Linked DNA regions of Homo sapiens: region 1 is linked to region 2. The links are chromatin loops, found by intact Hi-C in ENCODE. Cell type or tissue: prostate gland. All regions are shown on one strand. Each heading gives the region's core, and the rest is flanking DNA. Links, peaks and the distances in the headings are about the cores only. Region 1 overlaps LOC105378737 (a long non-coding RNA gene). Region 2 overlaps LOC124904188 (a long non-coding RNA gene).

What was found. Peaks named below come from ENCODE experiments on the same cell type or tissue, not always from the same donor. Only the 100,000 strongest peaks of a DNase experiment are listed, where the experiment ranks them.
Region 1: it touches region 2 in a loop (3-fold over the local background); 1 of 110 quality-filtered maps calls a loop at or near these places.

What each region holds. Positions count from the first base shown.
Region 1 is chr1:55,980,124-55,997,094 of GRCh38, reverse strand. The region is part of intron 2 of LOC105378737 (a long non-coding RNA gene); the gene reads right to left. Among named protein-coding and RNA genes, the nearest start is that of LINC01755, 44 kb to the right of the region's middle. In prostate gland, for the core only: no CTCF peak of the experiment used is centred there; no DNase peak of the experiment used is centred there.
Region 2 is chr1:56,140,405-56,157,375 of GRCh38, reverse strand. LOC124904188 (a long non-coding RNA gene) reads left to right here. Exons shown (of 2, transcript XR_007066109.1): 1 at 1-1,657; 2 at 2,321-2,719. Among named protein-coding and RNA genes, the nearest start is that of LINC01755, 200 kb to the right of the region's middle. In prostate gland, for the core only: no CTCF peak of the experiment used is centred there; a DNase peak (open chromatin) is centred at 10,705; H3K27ac peaks cover 1,037 bases.

The DNA of each region.
Region 1 (16,971 bases), core at 5,082-13,081, 160 kb after region 2:
GAGCTCAACTGATTTAGGAAGTTCCTGAAGTGTTTCCACTTGTGAAGAGTTTCCACAAGTGAAGTTCAGGCTGAGACCTGAAGTCTGAGTATTAGTCAGACAAAGATGTCTCTAAGCACAGGAAAGGCTGGGGGAAAGCCTAGAGAACAAAGGAGAAAGTGGAGCCTGAAAGGGAAGGACAGATACCAGTTCTCAGAAGGTCTTATTGCTATGCTGTTGCAGGAAGTCAGGGACCCTGAACAGAGGGACTGGCTGAAGCCATGGCAGAAGAACATAAATTGTGAAGATTTCATGGACATTTATTAGTTCCCCAAATTAATACTTTTATAATTTCTTACGCCTGTCTTGACTGCAATCTCTGAACATAAGTTGTGAAGATTTCATGGACACTTATCACTTCCCCAGTCAATACCCTTGTGATTTCCTATGCGTGTCTTTACTTTAATCTCTTAATCCCACCATCTTTGTAAGCTGAGGAGGATGTATGTCGCCTCAGGACCTTGTGATGATTGTGTTAACTGCACAAATTGTTTGTAGAGCATGTGTGTTTGAACAATATGAAATCTGGGCACCTTGAATAAAGAACAGGATAACAGCAATGTTCAGGGAACAAGAGAGATAACTTTAAACTCTGACTGCTGGTGAGCTGGGCGGAACAGAGCCATATTTCTCTTCTTTCAAAAGCAAATAGGAGAAATATCGCTGAATTCTTTTTCTCAGCAAGGAATATCCCTGAGAAAGAGAATGCATCCCTGAGGGGAGGACTCTGAAATGGCCACTGTGGGGACGGCTGTCTTTTACAGTTGTAGCGGAGGGATGAAATAAGCCCCAGTCTCCCGTAGTGCTCCCAGGCTTCTTAGGACAAGGAAATTCCCGCCTAATAAATTTTGGTCAGACTGGTTTTCTGCTCTCAAACCCTCTCTCCTGATAAGATGTTATCAGTAACAATGCGTGCCCGAAACTTCATTAGCAATTTTAATTTCACCCCGGTCCTGTGGTCCTGTGATCTCGCCTGCCTCAATTTGCCTTGTGATATCTTATTACCTTGTGAAGCTTGTGATCTCTGTGACCCACACCCTATTCATACACTCCCTCCCCTTTTGAAAATCACTAATAAAAACTTGCTGGTTTTGCAGCTTGGGGGGCATCACAGAACCTGCCGACATGTGATGTCTTCCCCCCGGACACCTAGCTTTAAAATTTCTCTCTTTTGTACTCTGTCCCTTTATTTCTCAGACCGGCCAACACTTAGGGAAAATAGAAAAGAACCTATGGGAAATATCGGGGGTGAATTTCACCTGATACTATGGTTTAAATATGTCCCCCAAATTTTGTATGTTGGAAACCTAATCCTCAAATTTGTATGTTGATGACATTTTGAGGTAGGGTCTTTGGGAAGTAATTAGGATTAGACATCATCATCAGGTTGGGGACCTTATGATGAGACTGGCAGCCTTTTAAGAAGAGAAAGAGAGACCTGAGCTGACATACTTTTGTCCTCTCACCATGCAAATGCTTTCCACCATGTTATAACACAGCAAAAGGCCCTCACCACATGCCAGTGCCATGCTCCTGGACTTCCCAGCCTCCAGAAACATGGGCTAAATAAACCTCTATTCTTTATAAATTATGCAGTCTGTGATATTTAGTTATAGTAAAAGAAAATAAAAGATATTCATGAATGCTGATTTCGGGCTTCATCCCAAATGCAATGGGAAGCCACCCATGAGTTCTAGGTAAATAAGTGATACTGTTAGGTAAAATGGTCACTCTAGTACCAGTGAGGAGAGTGAAGAAAAGAAGGTAAAGTAGAAAGCTTCTAAGGTGGTCCAGGTGGTAAATTATGTCATGATTGAGGGTAGTGCAAGTCGGGGAGGAAAAGAACTAGGTAAATTTTTAAGAGGTAGAATGTCTGTCTGTCTGTTTGTTTGTTTGTTTGTTTGTTTGAGACAGAGTCTTGCTCTTTCACCCAGGCTGGAGTTCAGTGGCGCCATCTCAGCTCACTGTAAGCTCTGCCTCCTGGGTTCACACTATTCTCCTGCCTCAGCTTCCCGAGTAGCTGGGACTACAGGCGCCCGCCATCACGCCCAGCTAATTTTTTGTATTTTTAGTAGAGATGGGGTTTCACCATGTTAGGCAGTATGGTCTCGATTTCCTGACCTTGTGATCCGCCAGCCTCAGCCTCCCAAAGTACTGGGATTACAGGCGTGAGCCACTGCACCCGGCCAAGAGCTAGAATGTAAAGAACTTGAACTTGGAACTTAATTAAATGAGAGGTTTGAAAGAAAGGGAAGACTGCCAGTTTCAGTAGTTGTATAGATGGTGGTTCTATTTACTTGGAAAGGGACACACTGGAAAGAGAGAGAGAGAGAGGGAGAGAGAGAGGGTGGGGAGAGAGAAAGAGAGATAGAATGGGAGAGAGACGAGGGATGGGGAAAGTTAGGCAGAAAGAATGGGAGAGATCTGCTTTTAAATGTATGTTCTGCCACTTCCTTGTCATGTGCATACAGAAAAATTAGAAATTCTTGAGTCTTAAATTCCTCATCTGTAAAAGGAAGATAATATTAGCTTTTAAAGTAGTGTTGATGCTCAATGAAAATTAAATATTAAATGTACGATGACTATCATAAAATGTTCAATAAATCAGACTTCTCACCTATCCTCTACCTTGTCAGTCATAATTGTCAGATTGTTACTTGAGGAAGTATTGAATAATAAGCATTCAAGCCTGGACATGAGAAGAGGTATACTTATCAATAAGTTGCTATGTGACATTGGGTGGGTGACCATCTCCCTCTGTGTCTTCTTCTATGTGGTGAGGAAATCAGTCTGGATGATTTAGTGAGTCAATGATACTGCAGTCAGAATGTCTACACGTCTCAGAGTATCTCCCAATATCAGCAATCCTCTGGAGAATTATCTCGTGGGCACAGGATTGTGGGGAATATAAAAGGCACAGAGAAATCTCCCATTTCAGCTTCAGTCAGGATGACATGAGTTATCTTCTCAGCAAGCAGCTTTCCTTTATTGACGGCAGTGACAGGCCAATTGCCCTGATGTACGCACACTTCACTCTCCTTGTCAGACTGTAACGTGAGAGATATGTGTATTGGTTTCTTAAAACCGACAGATTCATGAAATGAGAGTGCCTGGGAGAGAAAACACATGAAAATGGAAAATGCCACAAAGCTATATTTTCAGGACAGTACAGAGAAGCAATAATCTGTTTTTCATTACAGACAAGAATGTTTTCCTAGATGGTGTAGGCAGACTTCAGTATAGTATTCTAGAATGAGGGGGTTGGCCAATGTACACTGTCCTGGTCAGACCACAAACTAGGGATCATGTCTGAGAGCTGTCGTGTGTGAAACCTCAGGCTCTGGAATCAGATGGTCATGAGTTCAAAATACGACACTATTGTTTTCTAGCTATGTAACTCTGGAAGGGTTGTTTAATCTAAGCCTCAGTTTTGTCATATGAAAATAGAGATAATAATCATAACACCTTCCCCATAGGTTCTTTGTGAGGATTAAATAAGAGAGTGTAAGTAAGGGAATTAGCAAACAAGTGTGAAAGAGACTGGCAAGGCCTGTTGCTGATTTTGGACAACAAAAGATTCAGGACCTTGTCCCTTGTGGAATCATTATATTAATTTACTGAAGGTACTTGGCTGAGAGAAGAGCATGCACAGAATTTATGATTATAGGATTTAAAAGACTAAAGAGCTATATTGGGAAGAAAAATAGGCTTGTGAATAGGGTTCAACTACCAGATGGAGAATTGGATTAGATGGTTTTTAATGTCCCTTTTGATTCTGAGGTTCTGGGATTTAATTGAAAATCTGTAAATAAGTTGATTTCTTTTCTCTTCCATTTAGTTATTAGATGAGGAATATATGCCATTTTTGTCAGGTGTATAAGGATAAATAAATAGGTAATATATGGTCTTGGCCCACAGTCTAGTCTGATGTCTGAAAAAGCAGGAGGCAGAGACAGTCAAGAGACTTGGTTTCTATTTTCAAATCCACATTCTATTATTAATGTTTTGTGCAAGTCACTTAACTTTTTAGACCTTAGTTTCTCCCCCTATAAAATGGGGCTAAAATTCACCCTAAAATTTTACAGTTATTTTGACACTCAAGTGAAATAATACATGTGGGGGCACATCAAAATTTGATATAACAACAGAAGGTTAGGTGCTAAGTGGGACTTTTCTTAATTTTCGCAAAATTACTACCAAGACATAAAGATGAGAACAAAGAACTTTTAAGTGTCCCATATCCACATTTTAAGGCAGAAACATGCCACATTTGGGACCCAACACCCTCCTAGGTGGGCTTACTGGGTCCACTATCACCTTCTTTCCAATTTCATAGTAGAAGAGGACTGGGAGAAAGAAGGGGTGTCATTTTTTAGGGAGGTGCTAACTTCTCCTTTCACCTCATGAAAGTGTTGCTTTTTCCTACAATACAGGGAAAAGAGACCCAGGAAAAGTGCTCAAAAAGTGTAAAGATGCTCAGTTTGTGTCCCTGTCACTAAGCTAGGGATTACTTCTCTCGGGGTTGCTTAGACAGTGAGTCAGCAGAGTGCCCAATATTGTCAGGGTTTGGAGAAAGATAGGAGAGAGATGGGGGAGCTGAATGTCAAAAGGCCATCATCATCAAAACCATGTGGATTTCCCTTCATCAGAGAGTGGCTGAACTCCAGCTATTTGACCGGCACCCTGAAGGCAGATACTCAGTAAGCAGGGATACTCCAGAAGCAAGAGACCATGACTGATGATATAGTTTGGATGTTGTCCCACTCAAATTTCATATTGAAATGTAATCCCCAATGTTGAAGGTGGGTGTGGTGGGAGTGACTGGATCATGGGGGTAAATTTCTCATGAATGGTTTAGTACTATCCCCTTGGTACTGTCCTCATGATAATGAGTTCTTGCAAGATCTGGTCACTTAAAAGTATGTAGCACTTCCCCATTTGCTCTCTTGCTCCTGCTCTGACCATGTGACATACCTGCTCCCCCTTTGCCTTCTGCCATGATTGCAAATTTCCTGAGACCTCTCTGGAAGCTGAACAGATGCCAGCATCATTCTAGATGTTCATAGTCCCATGCTGCAGAGACATGTCAATATTTCAACTGCTTTCGCCCTTCACATAATGGGGTTTACAGTTAGTATTCCTGCTGTTTTATTTCTTGATGGGCTGTGATTTAGTGATGACTCTGGGCATCCTTTTTTATTCAACTCTCTAAAATCCCTTTTGGGAGATCATGCCTTTTCTGACCCCCTTTATGGTAGCTGGGTTTGGCCTAGGGATTGGGGAATGAGAGACTTTCCCATGTTCCAAAAAGAGACAAGCCTTGTGTTTGCTCCTTTTCCATCCCTAAATGCCCTGCCTCTGGCAGAATTCCTGGATTTTCCTGAGTTCATACAGCACCTAATATAGTGATTTGGATACAACAGCTACTGAATAAACTTTTACTGCATAGCAAAATAGGAAGTAACAAAGCCAGATATGTCTGGGTCCAAAGCTGCTCTCCTTTTTCCTTACAGGATATTGCATTTGAGGATACTGTGAGAGCTCTGTCAGAGGCTATCAGAGAAGCTCCCTGCATGACAGCAGAGTGGTCTAGACTGGACCCCAAGTCAGACCAGCCCAAATGAGCAAGGTTTGCAGAAGGTGGTTTGTATAAGAAGACCGAAACAGGGTGCAGCTCAGCGCTTGGGAAAGTTGCAAGGGGCTCTGAAGTGTGTTGTTTGATTTACATTTGTGGGGTTCCATAAATAGGCACTTCACAGATGCAGACTCTCAAAATTCTACCAAGAACCGCACAATATAGCTGACCACACTGGTCTGCACTTGATAAGTGAGGAAATAGAGGCTCAGAGAGCCAGAATCACATATATAATTACTACCAGAGCTGGAATTCCAATTCAGGCTCATCTAATTTGAAAGCCCATTCTCTTTACACCACACTTCACTAAGACCAAGTCAGCCCTGCCCCTGGGGAGAAATTCCCTAAGCCTTTAGCAGAGATCTTGATAGTCCTAATGTATTAGCTTCTCTAATACATGTTTATAATTCTTGTTGTTGTTTGCTGCTGATGTTGTTGGTTGTGTCTTAAGGGAAGGGCTAGGAGGGCTTACTGAGAACACTATCACGTTCTTTCCAACTTTACAATAGAAGAGGACTGTCTCAGAAGAGAATCTGGGGCTCTTCTGGATGTTGTGGGTTTCACCATTGGAACTGATGATTCTCATGCAAGAGAAGACCCTCCCTTCCACTGTGGGCACTAAACTGCAGTTCTCTAGACGTCTGGACAGGAATTTCAGCACATGCTGGAGGGCCGCTCCCACAGAACTTGTATCTTTTACTTCAGCAGACTCCTGGCTGCCAGTTCTGTATCTCTTTCTTTTTCTGGAACCACAGAAGATCACATTGTCCAATGTGCCAGGCTAGAAATACTAGGGGATTAAGCTGCAGCTCCATGTTGAGGTAACTGACTTAATAGTACACCGTTTAGTGACTATCTTCCTTCCTCTGTTTTTCTTCTTTTGTTTGTCTACCGTTGTCTGCATGAACAAAATAATCCATTTGTACCCAAATATTTATATCAGGCTCTACTTCTGGGAGGGCCAAAACTAAGACTAAGAGCCATGGTTTCATGTTTAACCATGCGATAAAACCTTGTTCTATAAGAACAATTGCTTTCATTCTAGGGCCCCATTCACATAGCACGGAAAACAGTAACGATGTAACTGTTCTGTAATATTTCTGTGCAGAGAATATGCAAAACAGTGTGGGCGAGGTTCTTTACCAAAACAAAACAGTGCAGACCATGTGATCTCTGGCTCTTTTACTGCATAATCTGGCTTTGGAGACATTGCTACACATTCATGCTGAATGTTCTTGCTCTCTCTCCTATTTTCATGCCACTGTGTCTTCATGCATATCCCCACTTGGTTTTGACAAATCTGGCCTCCTAAGCCTTAAAGCCATTTCATTATTGCTGACACCAGTCCATTGCTCAGACTCTAATACCTCACTTTCTCTGGTTATGTAGGGGATTTTCTTATGATCCTGGAAGACATCCTGGGAGATAAAACCTCCGAAGTATCTGGTTTCTATTAGAATCAAGTCTGTAGGATTAGAAGTTTCTTAATGCACAATTATAAAATGCACAACACCAGATGTAGTTGTCCATATCTTCTTTCATATTCCTCCTTTCCTATTATTGCTCAGCTAAATGTTTCCATGGGGAAGAAAAACACTTGAATCTTAAAGTGAACTGTCAGCTGATGTCCCTGAAGTACATTCATGATATTGTTCCCAATGTCCACATGTCTCTGGAGTCTGTATCACATCCTAGAATCCATTCTATGCAACCTCATTAACTGCAAAGGGCATGGGACAAGTTAAAAGGGATCCTGCCTGGCAGGTGAAGCATGGTGTCTGTAAAACACGGTGATGGCTACTATGTCCATTCAAGCTAGTGGGATGTTTCAGATGTATCCTCTAAAGTGGATAAACTAACAATCCAGGTACTGGGAGTGTACCCAGGGGTTATTCAGAAGTCCAGGCTAGCAGATTACATCATAGAGTTGCAGAGGCTAGAAGGACTTTAGGGTTAGAGGTTGGGCTTGAGTCCTGGCAGCAGCTTAATAAAAAGCAGTGGTTCTTCACCTGCATCTGCAAAAGTGAAATGAGGCCCATGAATGTCCTACAGTATTATAGATATTACAGAAAGAGAATTACCACAAAACCACCCAGGCTACTAATGACAACTTCCTTATCTTTATTTTGGAAATGTGGCAGCTTATCATGCTCATATGTTCAGCAGAAACATCAAATAACATTTACATAACTTTTACTAGGAAAAAGCCATGATAATGTAATGATAAACATAAATGCGGTTTAAGTATTATTTATTCCTCCTGTATCTCTCACTGGACATATGTTTCTCAAGGTCAAGTTTCTATCTTAACTTTGCATTCTCAGCACCCACCACAGGAAATGTTATGTAGTAGATGCAGATGAAATACAGTATTTGTTGAATGAAAGTTAAACAAGAAACCATTTGCAACCTCAGCACTTAACACAGTGTTCTAGTAGGCAAGCATTTGTTGAAGGACTGAATTAAGTATACAAAATATTGCACAACAAAAGGACCTGGTTAGTAAATATATTAAAATGGATTATTATATATGTTCTTATGTCGCATGAGCAGGAGTGGGACTAACCACCGGGAAACAAGGGAAGTGGAGTTTCAATCTGAGGAAGAATCTGTACAGTTACAGCTACTGAATAGCAAAACAGAGAGGGGGCAGACACTTCTATTTTCCCTAGCTCCCAAACGCTTCTCACCATTATCATCCACTCACCACTACACTGATTTCAAATATTTCACAGAGCAACCACTAAATGGAAACAGATAATCACAGATAATCCTTATTTTGCAAATATGGAAACAGAGAAATTAAGCGAGCTGGCTCCTATTGCTCTGTGAGGCTGAGAACTTGGAATAAGTGTCATCATTGATCATTCCTCTTCCAGACCACCTAGTTTCTCATTCATGATTATATTTCCCTAAAGGGTACACACTTGAGAGTACTTTTCGAAGACTTAGCTCCAAGGACATTACTAACATTAATGTAAACTTCATCATATAACCTGGGAATAAAAAGCACAATGGGAGAAAATTAACTTCTGAGAGCTGGAGGTAATAAGGAACAGTTGAAAGAGGGAGGAGACTAAATTTTATCCCCAGCTCTGGCATTAACTAACTGTGGGGCATTATAGATAAGTCCTAGAACCTCTCCAGACCTCAGTTTCCCCATACCAAAAATGAGGGAATTGTGGAAGTTACTGTCTGTCATATGATATTGTGTGTCTCTTTAAGATTCTGCAAATTTAGGACACATAAAAATATGAAGTCTTGGGAATACTATCCAAGAACCATCAAGAGAGAAGGTAAGCCAAGTTCATAAGACAATTTAATCCTCAGAAGCAAGACTCAGCCAATAGCCAGACAGGCTGCGATTCCCTTTGCTGTGTTTTCCTACTTTTGTGCCAATCCCAAAATGCTAAGTCATTGCTTTTGCTAGAAGGATATTTTCTTATTGCATTCTGAGGATTTGAACAAATATTTTCTTCTTGAGGAAAGCTTTCAGAACATTTTCAAATTGAAGGTTAGGCTTTCACGACAAAAGGAGCCTCCGCTCTGAAAAATTTAACTCCCAGGTTTGGATAGATGCCGCACATGGAAGAGAGAGATCAGCATCTGCTGGGCTACACTTTGTTTGACATAGCCCTTTCTTTCCACCAATACTGAAATGGCTTTCAGCAAAGCCTGTGGGCACTGTGGTTTCCACAGCAGTCCTCTCAGGAGGGGCAGACACTGACAAAGCATTTAGCTTCAGCCTTGTGACTGGTGACATGCTGAAGCCAACCAGTTGGCTACCTACATGGAAAACTATGAGACTCACCTCCCCCCTTACCCTTGTTTTGTAGAGATGCCTGCCTGAAATTCCACTTCTGGGTCCTTATCCCTTTCCTACAATTATGCAGCTTCTTTCAATTGCAGAGAAGGGTCAGCCTGCAAAAACAACAGGTCCACAAACTAAAACGTTGCTTGCTAATAATTTTATGAATCAATCCACAAGAAGTGGGCTCCTATAATTCCCTATTATTTAAAAGCATTTATTATGCTTTTAAATCACTTCTGAATTTTTTTATTTTTCTTGATTCCAGTTAGTAGATGGAAAAAAATATATAAGCTCTAAGGTGGTAAATGATTAGAGTTTTTTCACACTGCTGAGTGAAGGGTGTCACATTTAATGCAGCTCTGCATAAAACCAGGCTTCAAAGGTGGCTAATCATCTAGTTGTCAATTCATCATTTAGGTAGCAGAGAAAATAAGCTTCACATTAATGTGTATTTACCCTTTATAAATATTGGCAAACATTATCTCTTCTAAAAATTCTTCTCTGAATTCCCAGAATGAAGAGTTTTTCTCTGACCTGTGTTCCCAGGGCAGCCTGAACTTTCCATGGTCACTTACCAAAATATATTAAAATTGTGCCTCTGTCTCTCCAGTTGAGAGAGAACAGCCATGTCTCACTCAGGTTTGTACCTTTCACCTCCTTAGAGACTTTGCTCAAATGCCACCTTCCCAATGAGACCATCTTATTTAAAATTTCAACCTATCCTCTGCCTCTTTTGTTTGTTTGTTTTCCCACAGCAAGTTTACTGTCTGACATATTTAATTATTTATTTATTTGTTTACTTGATTTATTTTTATTGTCTATTTTCCTCCTCCAGCTAGAGTGTAGACTCTACAAAAAGTATTCTTTGTTCATTCCTATATCTCAAAAACCTAAAATAGTATCTGGTATATAGTAGGCCCTCAATGAATACTTGTTGCATAAATGAAAAGGAAAAAAGAAAATATCTTAGGGTCCTTCCAGTAAAATGTTAGAATTTTTTTGTCCCATTGTGGTAAAGTTTGGAAGATTAGATTAAGTAAAGTTTAAGAAGCACATTTATGAAGTAAGTAAAGAAAGGATATTGTGTTTTTTTAAACAAAATTTTTTCATCCCTATCTAACGGACCTCAAATGTGGAACAGGTATTTGATTCAAATAATGTGAAGGAAAAACTATGAGAGCAGTGACTTTAGTTAAGGTTTAATGAGCTTCAAAGATCACTCCATGAATTCAGAGGACAAAGGGTCAAAGAAGATATTACAAGATTTCTTTCAGAAGAAACTAATTGATCTTTTCAAGACTTCCCCAACAGACAAAGAAAAGCCATTATGAGCAAGATAGATATACAGAGCAGCCTTTCCACTAATCCCTTTAGATTTTCCAAGAAAAAAAAAAGTTCTTCATGGCCAAATCATGTTGGGAAACCTTGTGTATTTCACAATTCATTATACTATGATAAAGGATTTGAAATGTACTGCAAGAATTTATTTTTGTTTAGCTTAGTGTTTTATTTGACCTCAGAAGCCTTTTTATTTTTTTACATATTGTACAAATACACCCCTTTTGCTTGTGAAATTTTTCTTAAAACCCTCTTTTCGGCTGGGTGCCGTGGCTCATGCCACGTGTAATGCCACTTTGGCTCATGCCAAAGTGTAATCCCAGCACTTTGGGAGGCTGACCGGGTGGATCACCTGAGGTCAGGAGTTCGGGACCAGCCTGGCCAACATAGAGAAACCCTGTCTCTACTGCAAATACAAAAATTAGCTGGGTGTGGTGGCATGCACCTGTAATCCCAGCTACTCGGGAGGCTGAGGCAGGAGGATTGCTTGAACCCGGGAGGCAGAGGTTGCAGTGAGCCAAGATCATGCTACTGCACTCCAGCATGGGCAACATAGCGAGACTCCATCTCAAATAAATAAATAAATAACCCTCTTTTCGTCCCTTCTACCCACATATGGCCTAAATCCCCCTAAATTAATCTTAACTCCAGAGCTAATCTATTGATGACTTCTGGAGAAATAATATATCTGGAGAAGGTTAAATCCAAGGATGTCAAAATCTAATAATTATTTATTAAGAAACTGCTTTAAATGAGGGCCCAGTAGTAAGCTCATATAACTTTCTATGTAATATTAGGATGAAATACAGATAGAAATGCCATATTACCTGGAAGAGGATGGTGAGGATTATTAAGACATACCATTAAGATAAACTCAGTTTAAAGATATACTAGGATCCTAACCACATGGGATTAGTAAAGAGAGAAATGAAGAGATAGAAGGAGAGAGAGAAAAGAAGATATAGAATCCCTTCTATATAGCTATAGAATGGATTGAATGAATTTTGGAAAACTGATTTGGCTCTAAGGTTTATCTTTTAGAAAGTGGTCAGTAATTCCATATTCAACATTTAGAGAAGTATGAGTGCATGATTAATCCCGACAGGTATCAACAACCCTCGGACTTTCATCAAAAAGGATAAAAATGGTATTTATTTATTCAGCAAATATTTACCAGTGTGCAGTAGGCACTTGCTAGGGATATAGAAAACAATAATATAGCCTTTATTCTGAAGACCACAGTCTAGTAGGGAGGAAACACTTGACAATCAACTTAATACTCCTACTCCTTCATGGTAAATTATACTTTTTCATTTGAGCAATTTCTCAGGAATCCATGTGGGATTTCAGGAAGTAGGTGCTACTAAAAGTCAGAAGGAACTTGACCATGAATCCATTCCTTCACATCAGGACCCCGACTTCTGGAATTTGAGGAAGGAATCTTTTTTAGGGAGTATTACCAATGGAGCTTCAGCAACCAGGTAGGCACTGTGGTGGGCATCACAAATATAATATCATATTTAATGCTCACAACAATCTTTTGAGCTACATATTTTGAAGATGGGGAAATCATAGTTCAAGACGGGAAGTAATTTTTCCAATGTTCTACCATGTGTAAATTCCAGAGTCTGACATCTTTATTGAGTTTGGTCTTCATGATCTGTCATGATAAACTATCCCAATATCAGTAAGTCAGAAAGTTCCTCAGGTATAAAGTAAGATTGAGACATTTATGCAATCAGGGTAGCACAGATTTTTACAGTTATGTTGGTTTATGTGGAAATGTAAGGTGCTTAAATAGATGCTAGCATATTAGAACCTGTGGAAAATTGGAACCTAAATTAGAGGTGAAAGGTAGATATAGGAAAAGATATAGAAGACTAAGGTCAGCCAAGGTGTAAGTCATAAGAGAAATAAAAGAAAATTAATGTGTTTTTCCCCTAGGTACATAGTGAGTATCTTGAATATGTGATGCTAAATCTCAGTAACATCATAATAAAATATGTAGCACAGCCAGCCAGAAATTATATTAAGACAGCATATTAAAAAGGATCCAATAGTTCAATATCTAGAATATAGCCTCTGTGTACCAAATCTTATTTAACTAATACCTCTTAATTGGCATTTAAGTTGTTTCCTATTGAATTTTTTAACTTGAGACTTAATAAACATATTGAAAGTATTTCTTAAAAATAACTGAACAAATTTGAATGAAACCTTTAAAAACATACTATCAATTAAATCTAAATGTATCTCTTTAACTCATTTTCTCCAGATTAGTCTCTTTTCAATGAAATTCCAAATCAATTTCTGGTCTTTCCTTAAGCTTAGTTGATAGTAATCAACCAGTATGACTAAAAGAATACATAGTCCTTGTTCTGGTCCAGTACAAATCCTTTTTTTTTTAAATAAGATTCTAGTTTTTGTTACCCTTGTCCTCTTGTATATCCCATAAGGTCTTGTTGGTCTTCAGTTTATTATGGAATAATTCTATTCATATTTATGTCTATCTATCTATCTATCTATCTATCTATCTATCTATCTATCTATCATCTATCTATCTATCCATACATACATACATATGACAGTTCGTACTTCCTATATCAGCACTTGATTGACTGTAAGGATAGTCTTTTCTTCTTCCTCTTCCTCTTCCTCCTCCTCCTTCTCTTCTCCTCTCCTCCCCTCCCCTCCCCCCTACTCCCCTCCCCTCCCCTCCCCCTTACTCCCCTCCCCTCTGCTCTTCTCCCCTCCCCTCTACTCTCCTCCCCTCTCCTCCTCTTTCTTCCCCTTCCCCTGCCCCTTCCCCTTCCCCTTCGCCTTGTCCTTCTCCTTCTTCTTCTCCACTTTTTGACAAAATCTGGCTCCATCCCACAGGCTACAATGCAATGGCATGATCTCAGCTGCAACCTCTGTCTCCTGGGTTCAAGTGATTCTCACGCCTCAGCCTCCTGAGTAGCTGGAACTGCAGGTGTGTGCCATCACACTTAGCTAATTTTTGTATATTTTGTAGAGATGGGGTTTCACCATATTGCCCAGGCTTGTCTTGAACTTGTGAGCTCAAGCAATCTGCCTTCCTTGGCCTCTCAAACTGCTGCAATTACATACATAAGCTACCATGCCCAGCCAAGCATAGTCTTTAATTATACTTCAACATGCTTTGCAAAATGCTCGCTGCATGATTTACATATCAATGCCAGCAATTCATTTTTTGTCTGTCTTTCTGAATGTATATCCGTCTGACTTACTCTTCCTTCCTGCCACTGAGCTCCTTGCTGTTAAAGATACTGGTTTTGCAGAAAGGTAAGAAAATGAAAACCCATTTTCCATTGGGTCATCATGATTTTTCTCATGTATCACTTTTAATTATCCCCTGGTACCAAGGTTACTTTTGAAGCATTTTGTACTATTTTCCTATGGGATGCAGTAGGGAAACAGTATACAAATAGGCACATTAAGCCTCTTTCCCCAACTTGTTATACGCCCAGGATGGGTATTTCATAAACTTATGTGGGGATTTCCTTTCCCTGGACTAGAATGATATGTGGATGACTTGAAGGCTGAAAAGTTGGTGTCCATTTTAAACTTTTATGAATATCTATTTATTTTAGTTTAGTTTTTGAGATGGAGTTTCACTCTTGTTGCCCAGGCTGGAGTGCAATGGCATGATCTCGGCTCACTGCAACCTCCATCTCTTGGGTTCAAGCGATTATCCTGTCTCAGCCTCCCAAGTAGCTGGGATTACAGGCGTGGACCACCATGCCCAGCTAATTTTGTATTTTTAGTAGAGATGGGGTTTCTCCATGTTGGTCAGGCTGGTCTCGAACTCCTGACCTCAGGTGATCTGCCCACCTCAGTCTCCCAAATTGCTGAGATTTAAGGTGTGAGCCACCGCAACTGGCCCATGAATATCTATTTTAAGAACATCTCTTTAAAGCTGCAAGGGAGACGGATGGGGAAAAGGATCGCCGCTATTCATTCATATAACTCCTTTAGCAAAACAATAGCCCTTAGCAAAACATTATCCTTAGAAGGAAGTTTAGTTATCATGTTTTGTTACTCAGCAATGACCCAAGTGATTTATCAAAGTACTCTGTTCAGGTTCATGCAGTACTTACTTTGAGATAAACTCTCATAGATAATGTTTTCTCGATCTCCTTTTTTATTGATGTTTCAGTGTTCCTTACAGACTGATGGTCCATGTAACAGTCTGGCTTGCTCCTTCACCTGGTCTGCCCATACCAATGATCACATCTATAGGACTTGCACCTTACTAAACAGTGAGGAAGTCAATGTTATGGACTAAGGACACAGTGTTTCTCTTGGCTCTGTACTAGAGCTAAGGATGAAAAGAGATATATTAGAGATAGAATGTATTATTTGTTACCCTATTTAAATATTGGCTTTAACAATGAGGTAATAATATTATTAGTTAGTGATTCAAAAATGCTGTTCTGTCTCCCTTGCAAAAATATAAGTGTGATAAACTTGGAGAAATAATCAGGTATTAACTATATTTCTCTTTCACTTAAAATTTAGATCATTGCTTCCTACATTGTTTTCCAGTTCCAAATACATTAGTAGATAGTGGCAATTATCATGGAATGAGAGGGGATCCATGCTAGTCCTTGAAAGTGTAAACTCTGGTTTAAACACCCCTCTAAGTTGCAACATAAATAGCTATGAACTGGGGTAAGAAGGTAATTTGAGTAAAAAGCTGTTCCTCCTTATGTGCAAACCGCCATTTAAATGGTCAAAGGAATTTAAAATGGGTAAAAAAAAAAAAGCATAAAAGCCAAAATAAAGGAAGATACCATTCATATTTTAGATACCTCAAGGAATTTCTAGAGTTGGATTAAAAGAAGGCATGGCTCAAATCCATCCTTCCTGATAAAGAAAGATGCCCTGCATTATAGCAGTGAGTAAAAGAGATTCTGGCAAAATCCCACTAGCAGCCCTAACAGACAAGCACTAAAGGTGAGAAGAGACATATTAGAGATAGAATGTGTCATTCGTTATCTCTTTTCAAGCTATGAATCTACAGCAGGGATCAGCAAACTTTTTCTGTAAAGGGCCAGATAGTAAATACTTTGGGCTTTGCTGACCCATGCTGTCTCTGTTGCAACAATTCATCTCTGCCATTTTAGCATAAAAGCAGCCTTAGATGATACATAAAAGAATGAGCATGGCTGTGTTGCAATGTAACTTTGTTTATGGACACTGAGATTTGAATTTCATATAATTTTTATGTGTCATAAAATGTTATTCTTCCTTTGATTTTTTTCCAGCCATTTAAAATATTTTCTTAGCTTGCAGGCCATACAAAAATAGGTGGCAGGCAAGATTTGGCCTACCTGTTGTAGTTTGCCAATCCCCAACCTACAGCATTAGAAAGAAGCTTCGTTTAGTGGCCCCAAGGCATATGGAATATCTCAGGAAGCACTGTAAAAGGCGTGGCACATAGCAGCACCAAGAATAAGACCAGTGACAGTTACATGGTTTGCCTGGCATGGAAACATAGTCAAATGCAAAGCTGGGAAAAGATAATCTATTGCACAATAACCTCAGCAAACATACACACACATTTCACAAATTATTTCTGATAAACAATCTACGCAGGAAAGAGAAAGGCAAGATAAATATACAAACAGACGGAACAAATGCACATGCTACCTATTAAAAAAGAAATACACATATAAGAAAAATTTCAGCTTCATTAGAAATAAAAGGAGAGTACATTGAAACAGGCTGATGCCATTTTTTACTTATCAAATTGATACAAATTAAATAGAACATTATTATCTAGAAAGACTCCTAGGGACACGGTCACTCTCATATCACTGGTTGTAGTCCATAGTGTCATACCATTCAACAAGCTATTCTATTGAGAGCAATTTATCCCATTGAAATGAACAGTGATATAACACAGATTCAAGTGTAAGAATATGCATTATTGCAGTGCTACTACTTATGAAAAAATAGTTGAATCAATTAAATGTTTAATAGTACAGAATTGGTTAAGTATGGTCTATCCTATATGATAGAATGTTATCTGGCCAATAAAATCATTTACAGTTTTTATTTAACATGAGAAACTGTTTATGATTTATTCTAGGTGAAACAAGCAGGTCATAAACAATATATACAG
Region 2 (16,971 bases), core at 5,820-13,819:
TTCCAGCCAGTTTTAATGTAGCAGAAACAATCAGAGGTGCTGCTGTGACTTTTGGTGTATTAGAAAAGGGGAGGGCTGGGGCAGGTGGGCTTGGCCAATAAAATACAGCTGGGGAACAGGAAACTGCAGAGAGATTTCCCAGACTTGGCCTGCGCTGCAGCCCCGCTGTGCTCTCCTGTGAAGCTGCACCAGGCCTCTGGGCTGAATTCCCACCTGGGCTTGAGAGGGCCCTCCCATGTTGGTCCTTCTTGCTCCCTAGTGCAAGACTTCCTTTGCCCACAACGACACTGCCTCCCATGTACAGAACAGTGCTATCGCTATGACTCATTTCTGCATCTTGATTGCTGAGATCACTGATCAGGTTTGTGACAAAACAGCATCAAATCTGAAGAGTTGTGTCCTCCCCGCACCACCCCCCTCGCCCCCACCATTATTTGCTCACCTTGAAGGTAATCCAGGATAGGAGTCCCTCTGAAGCAAACAGAACATCCATCAAAGACCCGAAAGAACATAAGGTAATTGGCCGGGTGCGGTGGGTCATGCCTGTAATCCCAGCACTTTGGGAGGCCGAGGCGGGTGGATCACAAGGTCAGGAGTTCGAGACCAGCTTGGCTAACATGGTGAAACCCCGTCTCTACTAAAAATACAAAAATTAACTGGGCATGGAGGCGTGCGCCTGTGATCCCAGCTACTCAGGAGGCTGAGGCAGGAGAGTCGCTGGAACCCAGGAGGTGGAGGTTGCAGTGAGCCGAGATTGCGCCATTGCACTCCAGCCTGGGTGACAGGGCAAGACTCCATCTCAAAAAAAAAAGGAAAGAAGAAAAGGAATATAAAGTAATTTATTCCAGCTTGTTTTCTGTTTATTTCATTGTTCCAAGCATGATTCCCTCCATTCCATCTGCAAGTTGAATTCCAGATCATCTTCCCAATCATCCTCCCTGAAGGGCATTTCTGAGAATGTCATTCAAACTACTTCCATGGTTTTTCTGTGGGCCTTTGCTTATTGCTGTTTCCTTGCCCTTGAATGGCCTTCCCCGGGGTTTTTGTGTTACTACCCATTCCTCTAGGCTCAGTTCTAATTCCACCTCCTCCACCATAAAGCCTTCTTGGAGGAAATTAAGTGTAAAAGCCCATGCTCTAGAACTGGGATTACCTGGAGATTGTCATTATTATTATAATTATTATATACATGTTCATGGTGATGATGGTGGTGGAGGTGAATTCCAAGTTATTCACTTGCTAGCTATACAACTTAGAGGTATTTGCTTAATCATTGTCTCAGTTGCCATATCTGTAAAGTGGGAATAATATTTATGTCTATTTCATAGAACTTTTGAGAATACTTACTGAGTTAAAAGATGTGAAGTAGTTAGATTAGTTAAGTGTTCAATATCATCTTCTCTATAAAATCAAGTTGATTTGGACTTCTATAATAATTCTTACAGCCTTCATGCATTTCTTAAATAAATACTTGTCAAGGTTATATGTGCTAGGCACTCTGTGAGGAAGATAATCACAGTGTAGGATGCCGTGTTTATAGTATTGTATGTTTGACTCCTGTCCTTGTTCTCAGGCCGCAAATCCTATCTATGAAGATAGGCACTTCCATTCATTCTGAAGTCCTCACATAGTAGTTATTCAGTGAATGTACCCTGGGGTGAGTTAAATTTTTCTATGGATTAAAGATCTTTCATAGAGATGGGCCCTGAAGGAGCCATGTTTTACCAACTGATCATCCCTGATCTCATAGGAGAAGTGGATGTGTCTAATGGCATTACTTTGAATAGAGACATATATCACTTAAAGATAGCATCTGATATCACATGAAACTCAAAGTTTATGTAAAAGAATAGCACATCAATAACACAACTACTAACACCACTATCACCATCACTATTGCTATTACCATCACCACCATCATTATCACCATCACAACCATCACCAACATGTATAGCATCGCCACCATCATTACACCACTACCACCACCCCCACTACCGTCATCACAACTATCACCATTATATATACCGTCATCACCATCACCAGCATCATTATCACTACCACCATGAGCACCCCAACACCATCACCTCCACCACCATCATCACCATAAACATGTATATAATAATAATAAGGACAAAAAGTTAACAGACATTGTTGATTTTCAAGGTTACCCAATAATTTTATTAGATGGGAATTATTTTTATCACATTTGATGACAGAAGTAAGTTTCAAATGCCATCACTTTTTAAATTTGTGTATTTTTTCTATTTTAGAAATAGTAATATCAATGATTTTGCAGGGTATATCCTGTTTGTTCCTCCAGATCCACTTTTCACCTTTCCCCTTACCTGCTTTGTGCTTCAAGAAACTGACTTCAACAGACAGCATCATCTGGGCTTCTTTACCCTGTAGTGTTCAGCTGAGTTCAGCCAATGGAAGACACTAGTAGAAGACTGGAAGGATAGAGGAGAGAAAGATTGGAATATTTATTCCCATCTCATACTACAGTTTTTGTAGTGATGGTTCTTCCTATTGGACAGCTTCCACCTATAACTACAGTTCTCTCCTGGTTCCAGAAACTGCTTTCTCCACTTCTGACCTAGGAGTAGCCACAGCTCCCAGCTGTTGTTAGACCCCAGGTGTATTTTGTCATCTCTTGTTACTTCCCTTAACCCTGCCACAGCTCTGAAAATAGTCCAGTAATTAAATACTTTTTGAGCTATTTCTTTGAGTATACCACCTGTTTGTTTCGTGCCTGGACCCTGAGTGATACAGTATAATAAATAATGTTCAATACAATATACAATGTAAAATACAATAGATAATACAATTCCTAAAAACAAAAAGGAAGAAAGGAAATAAAGAATAAAAAAAGAAACAAAGAAGGAAAACCGGATTTCTACCACCAAAATGAAATTATTATTACAATTATAGTGTATTTACTTTTAGCTTTTTAAATGCAATTTTTATGTAGTCATTACTGTGGTATATATGTATTTATGCTTATTAAGTAGTTATTTTTAACATTGCCTGGTCTCTATCAACATCATTTTTAATGATTGGATAATGGACTATTTGGGGGTGTTTTAATTTATTTTTCAAGTTACAAATGATGCTGTTTCTATATTTTGGTTATATCTATGACAGATTTCCTAAAGTATGATTTTTAGATAAAAGGAAATGAATACTTTTTGACTCTCAATAATATTCTCAAATTTCAAATTAAAGGATTCTATTTAGAGGGTAATATAAGTCTCATTTTTTAAAGCAAACCTATTATCCCTAAATGTCTATTTTTAAAAATTAAAAATATTTAGCAAAAATGTTTTCTATTAAAAAAGGAGAGATTTAAAACATTAATAGTTATTTTCATAATTGTTTTGTTTCATATGGCTTTTGCTACTAATTTTTTTTCCACATTCAGTGTAAGCTTCCTTTTACAATTAGGTTAACATTGTTATTTTTTGCTCTTTTTGTGGCTTTCTTAAAGTTTTTCATAGTCTAAATGCATATTTAATTAATAATCAAAGGTAAAAGCAAACAAAAGTTTTGATATTTTGTGCACCATAGGTTTTTTTGGCATTAATTTTGATTCTTTAAAAATATTGCATTACAGTCTTATTTATCTTGCTGACATCTCTTAAAATTTTGCTCTGGAGGCAAGTGCCTTGCTCACCTCACCCTCATCTTGGCTCTAAGGCCGGTGTCTCACTCATGTTAGCACCTTCAGTCCTTAGCATAGGTTCAGCCCCTCCAAGGTATGTGATGCATCCTGACTGTTTGCTTATTGGGGCAATTTATTATGCTATGTCTTACATATAACGTGTTTTGGAAGAGGGACTCTCGAGCTGATTGACATGAATCATTTCCCTGTCCATAGAAACAGACTTTCCCATGCCCTCTGCTGCCCACTGTCTGGGTAAATGAAGCATTTCTGAGGTGATGGCTTTTGTAAATGTGCCTTAGAGCCCTCTGTTTGATTATCCATTTCATTATGATTGCCTTCCTTTACACAAATACTATCTAAATATTATGACAAGAAATAAAAACAAAACAAGATGAAAAAGGAAAACCAACCATCCATTCTTCTTTCTTCAGGATTAAGCATTGAGCAAAAGTATAAAACAATTACAATTTTACCTAATTGACTGCAGCTGTGCAAACAGACCAGAACCCTAGGAGACTGATGTTCCCCCACCCCTTCCCAACCCTCACCCCATGAACATTTTGATAACTGGGTTTGTTTCACTTTTGCCCAAGGTAAGGTGTGGATAGGAAGAATAAAACCAGGTTGACTGGATGAGAAGGGAAGGAATGTATCCTTTTGTAAGAGTCAAATGGAGCTTGTGCCCACGGGATTTGATTCTTTTGTGGTTCCAATCTCCAAAACTCCCTTGTCAAGAGGAAAAGGTCATCTGGTCTCAAAATAGACTAGAGAAGGTCAGAGCAACAGTCCGTCTTTCTAGGCTTTGTCTTACATAGAGAGGAGGGAATTTTATGATACCTGGTCAATTTGTGTCAGTCTCTTTAAATTTGCTGCGATTGCATTTTATCCTTGGAAGTATGTGTGCTTATCCTCATTTTATAGATTAAGAGATAGGAGCTTAGAATGGTGAATGGTTGAAAGTTAACTTCTCTAACTAGTTCTGGGGAATTTGGGATCTGGACTTCCATGGCTTGATTCTGAAGTCCATGATCAGACATGGTCTTTTATGACATTATGTTCCATAACCAGTATTATCTGCAGGGCTCCTTGAATCCTGGCTTCTACCTTTTCCCCCTCACTTCTGTCACCTACGTACTTTCAAAACCTCCAGCATCCTCCTCCATTCTCCTACTCTCAACTACCTCATTCTTGGATCCTTGTTATCTGCTTCTCTCAGCAGTGGCCTCCCTTGACATCTGAGGTTTTTTTTTTCTTTTTTTTTTTTTTGTATTTTTATTTATTATTATTATTTTTTTATATATATATTTTATTATAAAACTTTGGAGGTTTAGGCTGGGCGCTGTGGCTCATGCCTGTAATCCCAGCACTTTGGGAGGCCGAGGCGGGCGGATCACAAGGTCAGGAGATGGAGACCATCCTGGTTAACACGGTGAAACACCGTCTCTACTAAAAATACAAAAAATTAGCCAGGCGTGGTGGCTGGCGCCTGTAGTCCCAGCTACTCGGGAGGCTGAGGCAGGAGAATGGCGTGAACCCAGGAGGCAGAGCTTGTAGTGAGCCAAGATCGCGCCACTGCACTCTAGCCTGGGCGACAGAGTGAGACTCCATCTCAAAAAAACAAAACAAAACAAAACAAAACAAAAACAAAACTTTGGAGGTTTAAAGCTGAAAGGGGCCACCAGCAAGAACCTTCATAAAGGCAGAAGATAATGAATGTTGTTGGTTTTTGTAAAATCTTTAGCACTCCACATGAATACTTGGAAGACCTTAAGAAGGTGCCAAATGAATGCATGTTAGATAAACATATTTTAAAAAGACACACAAGGACCTTGCTTTCTAAAAATAATGAAATTGTTATATTGATGTCATAAATTTTTACTATAATTCTTATTAGTGATTTCTCAGATTCTACGTGATATATTTAAGATTTTCCAGTTGTACTTTAGTAACAGAATCTTGGATCTCTGACTGCCACAATGTTTATTTTTAAAATGCAAGAAAAGCAGATATGATAAATAAAGAAAACTTTCAAAAGGATTGGTTCAGAGTAAGTCAGAAAGGCTGAAGTGTGAAAATGTATCTGTGTCAGGCACTGAGTATTGCGTAAGTCCAGGGCATAAAGAGCAGAGGTCAAAGCTGCTGAATTTGGAATCACAAGTCTTGGTTCTACATGAAACTCTGATCAGCCCCTTGATCTTAGACAAATCCCTTGCTCTCTCTTAGCCTAAACTTTCTCTTATTTTAAAATGATGTGATTGAGACATCTGACAGATATCTCTGGTCTTTTGAACTCTAAAGTCATTGGTTCAGATCTAAAGTCATTGGTTCTCTGAAAGTGAGTGCTCATAATTATGGAGTTTATATTCTCAGAGAGGCATATGTCAGTTTTAGAGGGTAATAATTTACAATCATCTCCTGTAAACGGATTCTCTTCACATACATCACAGAGCTGCATGGTGGTGGTAGCTTTTGCCATGTCTTCATCCAAGAGACGCCTTGAACAGTGCCTTGCATCCTCAGTCCTGGGGACATGTTTGTGTGGAAACGTGACTTGCAGGCGATTGAACTGAACCCAAAGGAATGTTTCAGGTTTGCTCTTGGCAAAGTCCTCCTTTCTTTGCTCCCTAATGAAGAACTGGAGGGCCAAGAGAGGCCTCACATAGCTCTTCTTGGCTGTTGCCTCCCTCTTTAAACAATGCTGGATGCATTCTCTAGAAAGAAAAGGAAACATATGGATTGAATTTCCCTCAAATGCACTGTGGTCTAGGAGTGGATTGGAGGCTGGTGGAAGGGGGGGAGTGGGGCAGAGAGGAAGGCTTTGGTGCAGCACACCAGGTAACTTAGTAAAACCTGGGTACCCTGAGAAGCGGTGGGGTGAACGTCAGGGGTCAATAACTAGCTGTGACTAGGTGTGCTCCATACTGGCCACAGTAGGACAGACCTTTATAGAGGACCCTTGGAAATGAAGGAGTGAGTAGAATGATGTTGTATTGGGAAACAGGGAAAAGATGTGGTCACTGAGTCAGGCAGAGGCTTCCAAAATTTTTGAAGAGTCCTCAAAAGTCCGAATGTCAAGGGATGTTTTTTTCTGAGGAAAGCAGGTCTGGCTCTATTTTGTGCCTTGTGCAATGGGATTGAGAGTTTGGGATTTAATTTAGTTTAATGAGAACAGCATAAAACAGTGTGTACAAATCCTACTTCTCTTGCCAAACTACTGAAGACTCACTAAATGGAGAGTCATGATGGGGCTCTCTCTTTGGCATTGGAGAAACAATTGCATATGGCAACTTGGAGGGCAAGAAAGGGAAGATGGAGACTGTTTGAGAGTAGAAGTGCACCATTGTGCTTTTGTGCATGTTGTGCTTCCACTTACAAAGTCCTCTCATCCTTCTTTCTCTTTGTGACCAACTCCCTCTGCTTCTTCAGTGCCTGAGCTTCCTGCCATGATACCCAGGCTTGCAAGATCATGTTCCCTCAGGAGTGACAAGCTGTACAAAGCTCTCTTGCTACATGTACATGAGGACTTGAATTAATCTGTAATTTTACATGTGTATAGATAGCTTCTTCTAGACACCGGCGAGCATGTGGTACTGCTCTCTCTTGATCCTGATCCTAGATACCTGTTTCTGTCCTACTGGTCCAGAGTGAAATCCTAAAAACTGAGCACTTGACTGTTGGCCTGACTCATTCCTAGTACTAATATGTCCTTTCCCTTGGGGAAACTGGTGCCTGACTTCCATCATCTCCTTTAGAATGAGTCGTTTTAGTGTACTTGAGAACCAAGAACAGCAAATGCTCTGAAGCGTGAATCACATGACGCCTCTTTCCTTTGAATCAGATTCTCCCTGGTTTTAAACTTAAGATTACACTGAGTCTTGCCCATCTCCATTTGACTTGATTTTGAATTGCCAGGTCCATTGGGCGAGGGGCTGATTTTGTTGGTCACAGTCTTCTTTCCCAGTCTCTAAATTTGTTTATCCCTTTTAGTGATGGGAGCTCCCAACATGCCATGTCATAAATGAAAATATCATTTAAGACTTACTCTAATGTTAATTCTTTTGTGGAGTCTGTCCTCCCTTATTTAAGAAAAAATAGTGGCTCCCTTTCACTTGCTTCTCATATTCATTTTGCATTTATTATGTTGTATTATAATTGTGACCTCTTCGAAGGGCAGAGACTAGGCATGCTTTGTAATTGAATTGTTATAGTGATACAGTCCTATTTTCATTCCTTGATATCTCCTAGAGTGTATGGCAAGACAAGCGTGCTCAATAAAAGTTTCTGGAGCAGATGAAATATTTATTTCCGTGCCCCACTCTTACAGATGAGAAGGTGGCACTCAAAGAAGCTTGATGACTTAACCAGATCCTCAGTGAAATCCTTTAGGGCAAAACCATGTTTAATTTATCTTCATACTTCCAATGCCCATCACAGCACCTGGCATGTATTAGACAATCAATATATGTATTGTATTGAATTGTAAAGGAATTCTGAAGACCACAAATCTACTTAGTGTCAGGGCTAGGGCTATAAACATGTATTGGCATTTAAAATCTCAGGCTATAGTAAGATTAAATTGTAACCAAGATGTTCAAGGTATTAAAAAAAGAGGTAACATGACGACATCTCTTAAAGTTTAGTTTTGGCAGATAGTTCTTATCTATTCTTCCTTTTTACCGGATATCCCTTTTTATTGTCCTGTCCAAATCATACAACACTTAAAATATGTGCTTGGCTTAACACTGAGCAAGCCATTTCCTTTCTTTTTGATAAATATTCCAGATTGTGAAAAAAAAATTGCCTTAAGTAGCAATTCTACAATGAGATTTATTCAGGAGAGGACATCTATAAAAAGTTTTTTCATGTTTCCCGGATAACTTGGGAACCTATGTTTTCTGAAAATACTGGATATACACAGATGCTAAGAAATGTCTCAAGTGAGCAGAGTAAAATACAATGGTTATAGATGCTAGAACTGCAAGGGGCATCAGAAGGAAAAATGAATTATTTTGCTATGTTACCTCCTGCACACCAGAGGGCTCTGCACAAATTGTGGTTGCCTGCTTTTCTACTTGGAGATTACAGGTTTAGTTAAGAGACTGGTAATCTTTCTGTAAAGGGCCAGGCAATAAATATTTTAGTCTTTGCCCATCAGCTGATCTCTGTTGCAACAACTTGACTCTGCTGCTTTTACATGAAAGCAACCATGGACTACGTGCATATGAATACGTGGCTGTGTTCCAATAAAACTTTAGTTATGAGCCCTGATCTTTGAATTTCACATGACTTTCATGTACCATAAAATGGCATTGTTATTTTAAAATTTTTTAACCGTTTAAAAATGTAAAACTTCTTAGCTCACAGGCTATTCAAAAACAGGCAGGCCAAATTCAGTTTGTGGGCTACAGTTTACTGACTCCAGGTCCAGTTAAATAATAGTAATAATAATAATAATAATAACAACAACTTCCATTTGATGAATCCCTATCTTGTGACAAGCACTATATACATTTTACCACTCATTTTTCAGGTGAGGTGGTAAACAAACATTCAGAGAGGTTAATTTGGTCAATGTCACAAAGCAAGTAAGTAGAAGAGCTGAGAACCAAATGCAGATTTGTCAGTCATGGAATCCATGCTTTTCACCATTATGCCATGCTGCCTCTTAATTTAAAATATGCAGTTTTACAAAACTTACTGATCAAATTGTGGCTCATATTTGCAGGCTTTTGTTAATAGGGCACTCTAGAAGGAGTTAAGATGAGATTCAAGTGTTGGTACCAGCAATGCCAATAATTCCCCATGTGACTTTGAGGAAAGCTCTCGAGTTTTCTGAGTCCTCTCAACCATAAGACAAAGGGATTGGAAGAGGGTATAGTGATTTTCAAGGGCAGTGGCAATTTTGTCCCTCAGGGACACTTTGTAATATCTAAAAACATTCTTGCCTTCATTTGCCACTGATAACTTGCAGGAGTGTGCTATTGACTTCTAGTAGGTAGAGCCCACGGATGGTACTAAACATCCCACAATGCACAAAACAACTCTTCCCCCTCCACCCCACCCACACACACAACAAAGAATTATCCAGTCCAAAATGTCAATAATGCTTAGATTGAGAAACCATGGACTAAGGTTTGAGGAGCTAATGTACCAATTATCTCCTCAATTTCTAAGAACTTGAATTTTTTTATTCATTTCATGAATTCATTTGGATTCATTTAATTAAAATCCAACTCATTTCTCCTCTGTGAATCATAGATTCCTTTTTTATAAAACAAGAGGATTAAACAATATAATCCCAGAGATTCTTTCCAGCTTTAAAAAGTTCAAGCGTATGATTAATAGGGTAATATTAAAAATAAATGTTGTGCTATTAATTCCAAGATAACACGAGTCATTTTTATACTTTTGTCTCATTAACTAGTGCTGCCCAACTCCCTCATCCTCACAGGGCAAAGTTTGTAAATTTGAAGTTCATGGCCTGAACTCAGCCTGCAGATGTGTTTTGTTTGGCCAATAGAGTGTATTAGAACTTTGAGAGTTAGTGGCCAACATTTAAAAGACTGGATATTTCCAATCAACATCCACATTTCCAGATTTTTTTTTTTTTAAATCATAAGATCTAGCAACTCTGGACTTGATTCTTGCATGGCAATGGCTAGCTGAGGCTGAATAAAGCTATTTCTTTAGATGAGGCCTAGTTCTCCTTTAACCAGACTTCATAGCTCACAAATTTGAACTATACCTGGCCATCTTCATTTATTTATATGACTTCTGTCCCTACCTGCCTGGCTCCTCAAGGTAGCTGAATTTGCTCCTCCTGTCCTAGAATTCTCCATGTGCTCATGGAATGCCCAGAAATGCACACGGTGGGCACTTAGAATTGTGGAATTTTAGAATAAATGAAATACATGTTAAACCCTGCAATTGAGTCTAAGTAAACAAGAGGATAGGAACAGGATGAGGAGAACAGTCTTTGCAGCAGCTTGTAAAAACATCTTAAGAGTTTTAACGGACAGTATGAGGCAATGGTGTTCTGTGCCTGCCAACTAGCTAATGTGATCCCTGGCTATATTATTAAGAGTGCAACATTCTGATGGGACATAGGGCAGTCCTGCTCTTCTCTCTGCTGCTCAGATGCATTTGACTCATCATGATTATTTCTTGGCACTACACTTGAAGTGAAGTGATTTTAACAAGGAGTTGAACAATGAATTGGTGAGATGGCTTAGAATCTCTTCACTGGAGTGAGATTTGAAGAAGCTGGGGCCACTGATTCTGGAGAAGAGAGGGCTCATGAGGCACAGGTGAAACTTTTCAAATGTTAGCATAGGTGTCCTGAGGAGGAGGTACAGATAAGCACCATGACCTTCAACACACGCTTCCACCCCTCTCTTTGAGCTTCAGTTTTCTCATTTTTATAATAAGGGGATTTGATTTTTAATCCCCTGAATAAAAATTAATCTTGAATAAAGCTATATAGCTACGCAAAATAAATGAATTTACAGCTGCTTTGGTTGGGGGGTTTAGGAGGCCTAGAGCCTCGACTACTTAGCTCTTCTTTTCAGCCCTACAAGTTTCACAACTGAGAGAGCTCTCCAGAGCCATGGAGTTTGAAAAACCCTGATCTAGATTTCTAAAATTGCTACTAATTCCAAAGCTTTTATATATCACTCAGCCTGTGTTTTCTGGCTGTGAAACAACAAGGAAGGCTTTTGGAATAAGCTTAGGGATGAGATGCACTATCAAAGGCAGGGATGGGGAATAGAGAGTCCCAGTGAAAGAAACAGTAAGAGTCATGGAGAACTACACAGACTGGCTGAAACCTACTTTGCTTAAAGTGAGTCAATCCCCACTCCATGACAACTGTCTACTAACAAATGATGATGGCAGCTTTGTCTTTGTTTCTTTAGATGCTTTTGAAGTCTGGCTCTTGTCGACAGTGTGGTTTTCTCTTTAACACCAAGTCCACCTCCCCACCCCCTTGCATTTTGTGGTTGTCATGCAGTTTGAGGATTACCCCAGTGCAGGAGGTGGGTCCCCATTGGGTTAAGCAGTCATGGTGATCCATCTTTCTTCACAGTGATTGGTTCAGGAGCCCAGGCCCCAGCCAATCAAAGTGTTTAGAATCCCTGTAATGAGGATTGTTAAGGAATGAATGTATCACCCAGCTTGGGCAATGAGAGCTGCAAGGGGATGTTGGCTGAGGCACCCTTTAGGAAACGTTTCTTCATTTGTAAGAAAGAAGCAAATGAAGAGATAGTTTCTGTCTTCCTCTGGATATTGGAATGTGGTCATGTGTGCACTAATGGCCTAGAGTTGCTGCAGCCATTTTAGTGATAGCCTGAATAGAAAGTTGGCCTGTGGAGAAAGACTGAGTCAAAAGAACTTCAGGACAGTGGAGCCGTCAAATCTGAAACCTGCTGACCTTCTGGACTCGTAGGCATGTAAGCCAATAACTTCCCTTCTTTCCTCATTATCTTAGCCAGTTTCATTTAGGTTTTCTGCTTCTTTAAGCTTAATGAATCTCAACTGATACACCAGCTCTTCCAAGCCAGAAAGGTTTCCTTTCGATGACGGTGCATGGGAGTAGTGAGTCATGTTGAAGAATGGATCAGACACATCTTATGTCCCACCTCAGAGTCTCTTGGCCTTACCTGCCTTTTGAATCCCAGATTGCTTATTCTACCCCAGCTGCTGCAGCAGTCTGATTCTGTGATAACTCACAGTGTTAAACTTCCTAAGGCCAACCAACATCACTCCTGAAATCAATAGTGGCTCACAACACTTTTGGACTCATACAAAGACCAAGCTGCGGGCACGAGACCTGGCTTCCTGAGCAGCTGCTATAGGAGCCAGGTGATGCAACTTAGGATTGTGGGGGAGTTAAATCTCTGGAAGGTAAAGTTTGAGCAATGGAATTTAGGAGATGTGAAGGAGCTGGCAGACACATTTCCATTCCTCCATGCAATAGACTGAACCAAGGAGCATGTTCCTCCCGGAACAGCCCATGTGGAAATATCTCATATAGGTAGACTGATGCCCCTGCTGAAATGCAACACCTTACGTTTATAGTTCTGCTTCAAACTGCCTCGCTTCCCTTTTCGCTCAATTTTGCAGCCATAAAAACATACCTCCTAAATAAAGCATTAGCATTCAATACTTACCTCAGGCTCTGTTTCTAGGAAAGCCATTAAGCTAGAAAGGAAAAGATCAAAGAAGAAATAAATGGTGGAGAATTAGACTATTGCCTGGGTGTGGTTTTGGTATTTAGCAAATCAATCTTAGATTAACAATCTGGGTGGAATGCACACCATATAGTATATACTGGTTAAGAGCTCAGAATATATAAGTCCCAACTCTGCCCTTTACTAATTGTGTGATCTTGTTTAAGTTACTTAAGAATCTAACTTGTCTAATAGGGTAATTGTGAAGATTAAAGAAGATAATGCATATAAAAACATTTATCACAAGGTTTCTCAACCTTAGCTCTATTGACGTTTTGGGCCAGATAACTTATTTTTGTGGGGGACTGTCCTGGGCATTGTAGCATGTATGTTAATATCTCTGGCCTTTGCCCACTAGATACAAGTAACCTGACCCAGTTGTGGCCATAAAAAAATGTTTCTATAAATAGCCAAATGTCCCATGGAGGCATAATTTCCCCCATTTGATAAATACTGGCCTATCCTTAGCTGACAGCCAGCACCAAATGCTGTACATGTAAGTGAGGTCACCCTAGACCTTCTAGCTCAGCCAGCAATCCTGCTGAATGCACCCGTATGAATGAACCCCTCCAAAACTACCAGAAGAATCATCTAGCCAAAACATAAAATTATGAGAAATCATGAATTACTGCTATTTTAAGCCACTAACTCTCGGTTGATTTGTTATACAGAAATAGAAAACTAAAGTGAATTGGTAACTAGAAGTATAATGCTGCCATAACAAAAATCTCAGCTATGACATTGGCTTTGGAACCAGATGGTGGATAGGGGCTGGAAAGAGAAGAGAGAAGAGAAGTTAGAGGAGCAGAAAGGAAACTGTGATTGAAGACAAAAAAGAGGTGGGGGACAACCTTGGTATAGACTGGCAGAATTATAGTAATTTGGAAGATAAAAAAAAGTACCGATTGAACTTGTTGGATCGGTCTAAAGAAAGATTCAAGCAGAAGGATAAAAATACTAAATTTTTAACTTTAACTCCATATAATACAGTATGAAAAGAGAGATTAGCTAATTAAAGAACTGTAGCATTTGCAAGCAGAATTAAGAGAAAATGTAAGAGAACAAGTACTTGCTGGGTTGGAAAATAAAACTGTTTTATACTTTATGTCTCTCCAGCTGGCAAAAGATTATCAAAGTAAAAAATGGCTTCAGGGCAAAGATCAGATCAAACCAAAGGTGTAGCTATAATATCTTTTGTTAAGATCTCATAAGATTTAAGATGCCTAATCCTTTTAGCTAGAAAAAAAAACTTCTAATCATCTCAGTGGCATTGTCCCAAAGAAGCCTAACTTTTCTAAAGTGGATAGAGGTCTGTCTCAAAAAAAGAATTGTGGATTTGGCTTTTGGGCACTTGGAGTAAGTGCTGTTAAGATGAAAGGGGAGAACCACAAAGATTTTAAAAGAATTATGTTGCAATAGAATTAGTAACCTGAATTTTGGTACCTTGAACTGAAAGGGATGAAGACAGTTCACATGACAAGAGGCTTGTGAGAAGCAGAGCACACAGGCTTCTTGAGAAAGCTACTCAGATACAAGCAAGATTCATTTCCTTTAGAAAAAGAAGAGCCTTTTAGAAAGCTAGACAAAGAGCTCAGAGAGCAAGGTGAAGATTCGAGGAGAAGAATGAGCCCACTCCAGGGGTAAAGAACCTGTTTCCAATCGAGGAACATTTTCTGCTCTCAATGCAGGAAGCCTGACAAATGCGACATCTAAATTTCAAGACTGCTAAGAGTTAGTGACTTCTATGTGTCTCCCATTATCCCATTAGGAATGGGATTGTCTTTTGTAGATCATTTTCCCCTAACTCAGTGTTATATGTTGGGTGTGCCTGGGAAAGATACCTTGTCTTTTTAATTTACAGGGCTCTGGAGTTGCTACTGTTCAAGATTTGCTGTGCCTGAAACCCACACTTAAGAAACTTCATTTACATACAGACCTGAAGAACATCATAAAATTCTGGACTTTGAACTTGATGCCATAATCTATGAGATAACAAACCTCCAAAATGGCCTCCTATGGAGTTTTATAGTGTCCTCCCATACTGAATAGGGCTGGCCTTGGTAGTTAACGAACTACTAGAGAAAAAACTATGTCTGTCTTTCAAAGCAAGGCCACAAATGACACTTTAGATTTTTCTTTGCTCTCTGTCATATCACTCACTCTGGGAAAGCCAACTTCCAACCTTACAGGGAGGTCGACTTAGAGAGGAATGGAAGTGTCTTGTCCACAACCACGTGAGTGAGCCTTCTGGATAGTGGGTCCTCCAGTCCTATTCAAGCCTTCACATGGGACATTTTGACTGAAACTTCGTGGCTGACATTTTGACTGAAACTTTGTGGGACACCCTAAGAGAGAAGCACTCACCTCCTGAATTTTTGACTAACAGAACAGTGAAAGATAATACATGGTTATTGTTCAATTTTAACAAGGGCAGCTACATTTTGGAATTATTTGTTATGAAGCAATAGGTAACTGAAATAATTGGGATTAGACTTTTGGAGGTCTTAGTTTGGATGTGAGAGTATTTTACATGTGGGAGGAATATGAATAATTTGTGGCAAGAGGGCAGAATCTATAGATTGTTTAATGGCCACAAATTCCTCTCCTCCCAGTATGCATGCATGCTCCCTTTTCAATGTAACATTTCTGGCTCTCCCATCCAGAGATGGACCTTTGTTTTAAAAAAGCATGTTATTGAGGCTGGGTGTGGTGGCTCACACCTGTAATCCTAGCACTTTGGGAGGCCTAGGCAGATGGATCACTTGAGGTCAGGAGTTCAAGAGCAGCCTGGCCAACATGGTGAAACCCCGTCTCTACTAAAAATACAAAAATTAGGCAGGTGTGGTGGCAGGCGCCTGTAATCCCTGCTATTCAGGAGGCTGAGGTGGGAGAATCACTTGAACCCAGGAGGCAGAGGTTGCAGTGAGCCGAGACTGTGCCATTGCACTCCAGCCTGGGCAACAGGGCTAGACTCTGTCTCAAAAAAAAAAAGAAAAATTATTGAATCTGGACATCCTAGTGAATCACTTTTCTAAATAGAATTGGCAGAAGTAAATTTATGTGACTTCTGAAACTAAGCCTTGCAAGGCCTTGCTGCTTCTTCCTTTGTCCTCTTGGATGGCTGCCCTGAGAAGGCATCTAGGAAAGTCAGTCCAGTCACCTAGAAGGTGAGAGGCCACATGGAGAAGAACTCAGGCACCCCAACTGATAGCCAATAGCCTCTCCCAGACTTGTGAATGACGCCAACTTCCAGCCCAGGCAGATCTTTAGCTGAGTGTGGCTATGCAAGCAAGCCTTGGCACATTTGCCAGAGGAACCTTCAAGCCAACCTACACAATTAGTTGCTATTGTTATGGGGTTGTAAGTTAAGCAGCAAAAGACAAAACAAACTTTATTGTAACAATTTATATAAAGTATAGTCTTGAACTTGTTGTTTCTCAATAATATCAAAAGCTTTATTTCAAGAAATTATTGTTGATGACATCTTGGAATATTGTAGAATAATGGCCCTTATGTTCTATGTAGACACAACTTAAAACAGAATTACTGGCCCTTTTTTTTTGTGGAATCAGCCGCATGCCCTGTGTACTTGCTCCATATTGTCTATCCAATACAAAAAACACATACCTGTCTTAGTCAATTGTCTGTTGGTTTAACAGGATACCTGAGATTTGGTAATTTATAAAGGAAAGAAGCTTATGCCGCTCATAATTCTGGAGGCTGGGAGGTCCCAGATCCAGGGCCAGGCATCTGGTCCGCTTCTGATGATAACCTGTGAGAGATGAAAACTCACTCCCACAAGAAAGGCACTAATCCCTCTTAATGAACTAATCACCTCCTAAAGATATTCTTTCTCAGCACTGCCACATTGGAGACCAAGCTTCAACATGAGTTTTGGTGGGGACAAATCATATTCAAACAATAGCAATGTCCAAATCTGTAATATTTAGCTATGCATTTTATGGGACAATTTACTTAAAATTGAATTTTTTAGATTTCTTGACTAATTCAACACATTTGCATTTGCTCTCCTTCTCTTACATATACAACTTTATACTTGGTTTAAAGCAGGTCATCACA